2 separate regions of the Mus musculus genome follow, and region 1 is linked to region 2. The links are chromatin loops, found by intact Hi-C in ENCODE. Cell type or tissue: gastrocnemius. All regions are shown on one strand.

Region 1 (2,500 bases), 120 kb before region 2:
AAGAATGCACCAAGGTTGTTAAGTGCTAAAAAAAGTTTTTTTTTTTTTTTCCAATTGTTATTTTGGAAACCTTTCTGTAAACTCTTTTGAAAGCTCTACTGTAAAGTAGAAAGTTGACAAATGTCTTTCTTAAACCACAAATGTGAAGGAATAGTAAACATGGGTGTCAGGAGAGAAGTACTGTTGTGTATCCCGTGACTTTATAAAGACAGAGGTGTAGTTTCGTCAATATTTACCTTCTGAGAGACTTCATTTCTGCGTGGGGAGAGGCTGGCCCAGTCTCTCACCCTGGAGCTCTTGAGTCAGCCCTTCCATCTGTCTCCAGGACACATACCTCCTCTTCCTCCCTGTAGACTAGGTGCCCCTGCTCTGTTCTTCAGAGTTCTTGGCCTTACACGGTGAAACTCCATTACCAGTGTGTGAAGTATGTGGTAGAGTGACTTGTAGAATATTCTGTAGATGGAACCTAGTTGACCATCACCTTTCACTTGACTAGTGTCTAGTGCCTTGCACACAGGGTGTTCAGGAGCTAGCTGTTCAATAGTGCAAGAAAGTGTAGTGGACTCTGTCCCACCATTTTGCTCACAGCTGAGCCTCTTGATGACAAATCACCTGTTATACGTTTGCAGTGCTTAGTGCTGGTCCTGTTCTGGCAGGTGACTTTGTTGTGCAGACAAAAGAGAGTGCTAATCACTAAACCAGGGTGAGCATGTCACTAGGTGATAACATCTTGTGAGCCCACAATTGCATATGTGGTCTATTTTTGTCTGAAGTCAGTAATGTGGTCCATGGCTGTATTTTACTGCACTGTAGTGATTTACTACTTAGGGACAGCTAAGAAATCCTTTTTCTAACCAAATGGCCATAGGCTGCTGTGTTTCTTGGTCCTTAGTTGGCTTAGTGCTGGCACTGTGTCCTGAAGTCTATAATCTGCCGCTTTTGTTCATCTCAGCATCTCTTGAGTATTGAAGGTGGCCCCACTTCGTTCCTCTTAAACATTCATCATATCTGTAAAAAACTGTGCCCTTCGAGCTCAGAGAATTGTCAAAGACTTTTGATTTGTTCTAAATGGCGTATTCTTCAGTTAACAATTGTCTTTCTTGCTCAGATGAATAATGAAGGTAAATGTTAACAATGAATCCCACTAGGCTAGGCAAACAACTCTTGGTATCCAGGATTACCTAAAGACCATGTCCATAAGGACATTCTTCCACATGTTCTTCATCAGAGTGTTGAGTGTTGTTCTTGTTGGAAAGCTGCACTGGCTGCTCAGAGTGCTCCTCAGCACTGCCACATCCTCACTGCTCCTCGGTTAGCACTGCCGCATCGCATCCTCACTGCCACTCCCTCACTGGGAGTGAAGGACTGTTGCTCAGTGAGTCCTGAAATGCTGAAGGATGTGTGGGGCCAGGCCCAGAGAGAAAGGGCAGTGGCTCAGTCCTGACTCAGCAGTCAGATGTAAAAAATGGACTCAGTACGTTCAGGACCAGAATGAAAACACTCATTTAAATGCATGGCTGTTGGGGTCTTTGCTGATGTCTGCAACCTATGTTACCACCAAAGGTCATGCCAATGTCTGTGGTCTGTGCTGCCACCTGAAGCCATGTCGTGTGTGGGCTGTCCTGCTATTGGGGACCATACTGATCTGAGTGTTCTGCACTGCCACCTGAGGCTGTGTTGATGTCTGTGGTCTGGGCTGTCTCCAAATGCCTTGTCTGAGTGTGGTCCTATTGCACCTGGGCCCATAATTCATCCTCCTGCTGACTGTGTTGAGCAAGAAGGCTACTTTTGCAGTAATCTAGATGACTGCAGACACATAATTGAGAGGAAGGGACAGGGAAGGCATCTGTGACAACCCCTATCCTATTCCTCCCCCCTCCATCAAAGCATCAGTAGAAGCCATGGAAAAGAACTCTTCAGAAGTGATAGAGATGCTGAAGTGTAGCTCTTCACAGTTGATGGCAAGAGGAGGACTTGGTCCTATTTACAGGGCAGTCTGCTGAGAGTTTGCGCATGCTCCAGTGAGTATATAGATAACACAGATTGGACTTGTTTATTTTTATTTTTCTGGTTTTTTATTTTTACTTTTTTGTGGGGTCATAAGAGTGTGGTGAGGGGACATGGAAGGACTGGGAAGTGAGTGTGATCTGGTTGCATGATGTGAAATTCCCAGGGAATCATTAAAAATGTTATGTTGGAAAAAAAAGTGTTTCTTATATAATAAACTTGCATGAGTATAAATAAATAAAACAAATAAAATGCTTGGCTGTGGGTGGCCCCACTGAGCAGGTTGGGTAAGGAAGTGAGAAGCTTCACTGTTTTAGTGGAAACAGTTTGGCTAACAATTCCCTTTTGCCGAACTCTTTTTAGGGACAATACTCCCTCCCAAACTACTTCTCATAGGTTTAACCTTTGTGCCTGAGCTTCGGCTTTGGAGGGTCCATTTTATGGAAAGGCTGTAAATATCTGGCCATTATATCTCAAAGGAAAACAGCAAGGT
Region 2 (2,500 bases):
CTCCAGCTTCGCTTCTCGAGAGATGCCCATGTTTCTGTCCACCAGAATGAAAGACCCATCCTTCAAGTTCCTCCAGATAAGTTAGAACAGAACTGCATGCTGGTTTGCTCCCCTTCATTCAAAGAAGCAGAGTCCCAAAGTGGGGCTCAGGCTGCTGCTCCTTCAAAACCAAGACTGCCAGCATGCTGGGGTTGGGGTGAGGGGTGGGGGGTGGGGCTCAGCTCAGTGGGGGGTGCCCCCAGATTTCCTACTGTTTTGAAGACAGGTGAGCATGCTTGCTATCATTTGTCATTCACATAATTAATGTAAAACATTGAACTGTTTCCAAACTTCTGACAGAGCTGGTTCTGTGTGCTTCTGTTTGTCTGTCTGTTCTACATCGTCATGGGGGGAAAAGACACCCTGCTTTGCCCCCTCCCTCTGGTTTGCCATTCTTCCACATCAAGAAAACCAAAGGCGATTCTGGGACATTCACTATGTGACTCTAAGCAAAAGAGACATCAGCACAAAGGAGAAAGATAGAGCCTCTGTCCATATACAGTGTCTTTTTCAAGGCCTTCATGGTACTACGAGGGGAGAAAGACTGACGGACTAGAATGATTGGAGCCATGGAGAATGGGGAAGCTGCTTTCCTGCAATCCCAAGGAAAGCCCCTTTGGGCTGGTCATGTGTGAGTGGGAGCAGGGAGCTGGGAAGCAAAGACCACATGAAGAGCACAGGTCAGTGGATGGCATCGTCCAAAGCCATGGTGGACAAAGATGCTCCTAAGATTGAAAGGCCACCAAGGAGGTGAAGGGCTAAGAAGAAGGAATGACAGGAGGTGGCCGAGGTGGCTGGATGAGAAGCTGTAAGTCAGGCAGGGAGTGACTGGTCCTTTGGCATAGTGCTAAGTGGAAAACTGACTTCAAGGTAGAATTTGGGGGGACCGGAAGGCAAAGATGGGGTGTGTCCTAGTCCAAGAGAGAAGCAAGGTGGTAAGAACTAGGGTGGAGGCAGGGGAGATGCAGATGTCCCTGGAAGTACTGAATGGAAATGCTGGCCTGGGCCTTCAGGAATGAAGGAAGGGTAAAAGAAAGGAAGGAGGGAAGGAAGGGAGGAGGGAAAAAAGAAAGAAGGGAAGGAAGGGAGAAGGGAAGGAAAGGAGGGAAGAAGGGACGGGAGGAAGGAGGGACAGGAGGAAGGAAGGGAAAGGGAAGGAAGGAAGGAAGGAAAAGGGAAGGAGGTAGGTAAGGAAGGAAGGAAGACGGGAGGGAGGGAAGGATACAGAAAGCTTTCGTTCTGATGGATGGTTTATGTTTGCACTTAATCTAAGGTCGAAAGCAGACTAGAAACTGGCATTGTGTCAACACTGATGGGTGTTCGGTCTTACTGGGATGCAGAAATCCAAGATGCTTGGTTGCCTTAATTATTTTCAGTTCTAGAAATTTGTTGAACACGTTCTGTAAGTCTTGGACTGGGCCAGGCAGTGGGGTGGGAAAGGGAATGCAGTTTCCAAAGAGACTACGAAGTCATTCCCTGGGTGATGAATCTAGACGTGTGTGTAAGGAAGAAAGGTCAACCAGGCAGAGACAGACTGGGTGGTAAAGTTGATCCACACAGCTCTGAGGGCCACTCCTGGTACTAGAGGCCCTTGGGTGCTGGGGACACCCCTGATGATCTGGGTGCCCTTCAAAAGTCACCTCCGCACTGGCAATGGCCTTCTCGTCTATGGGAGAAGCTTACATTCTGTGCACATGGGAGCCATTTCTGCTTTAATGCTCTCTTTTCCTCTGGACTTTGGGATCTGAAAAAAGGGGACAGGCTGTGTAGGCCACAGGCTGAAGGTCAAAACTCCACAGGTCTTGCCTGTAGTGCAGACCATGTTTGGCTAAATCATAACTGGCTCTGTGCACCTTCAAGTTCAGTTTCAAATTTGTAACATTTAAAGTCAATTACTGTTTGATCTACAGGTGACTCCCTGTGAATGCCAATCTGACAATCCCTAGCCTGCAAGGTACCCTAGCCTGCAAGGCTCAGCCCTGCAGCCCTCAACTTCAGAATAAATACAGTGAACAGGAGTTGCAAATTTGTCTTACATGAAAGCGACTCTCACCATGTCGATAGAAAGAGGAGGTAGATGGTGTTCTCAGGTATCAGCAAAAACGGAATTGGTTATGGGGCTGGAAAGGCAATTATTAGCAAAGCATTATTTCATGCTGCTTCTGTGAGGGAGGATATGAGATGGGGGGGGGAGGCTATGGGGGTTATGAGGTGTATGTGGAGGGTATGGTGTGTGGGGAGGATATGGTGTGTATGTGGGGGTATGGGGTATGTGGGAGAGATTGTGGTATAGGGAGGTAGAGGGTGGAGGGTATGGTGAGAGAGAGAGAGAGAGAGAGAATGTGGTGTACTCATATGTGCAGGTATGTGCATGTGGAAGGAAGCCAAAAGACCATCTGTTGATGTTGTTGGTTAGGAACATACACCTTTTGAGATATGGTTTCTCATTGACTGGGATCTT

The links. A loop is a pair of places that touch in the nucleus more often than their neighbours do. Peaks named below come from ENCODE experiments on the same cell type or tissue, not always from the same donor. Only the 100,000 strongest peaks of a DNase experiment are listed, where the experiment ranks them.
Region 1: a loop joins it to region 2, with 2.2 times the contacts of the local background. A loop is called at or near these places in 2 of 42 quality-filtered maps.

The regions. Positions count from the first base shown.
Region 1 is chr11:64,053,847-64,056,346 of GRCm38, reverse strand. All of the region lies in intron 3 of Cox10 (heme A:farnesyltransferase cytochrome c oxidase assembly factor 10), which reads left to right. Among named protein-coding and RNA genes, the nearest start is that of Gm51866, 22 kb to the right of the region's middle. In gastrocnemius, no CTCF peak of the experiment used is centred here; no DNase peak of the experiment used is centred here.
Region 2 is chr11:63,934,001-63,936,500 of GRCm38, reverse strand. No RefSeq gene overlaps it. Among named protein-coding and RNA genes, the nearest start is that of Hs3st3b1, 13 kb to the right of the region's middle. In gastrocnemius, no CTCF peak of the experiment used is centred here; no DNase peak of the experiment used is centred here.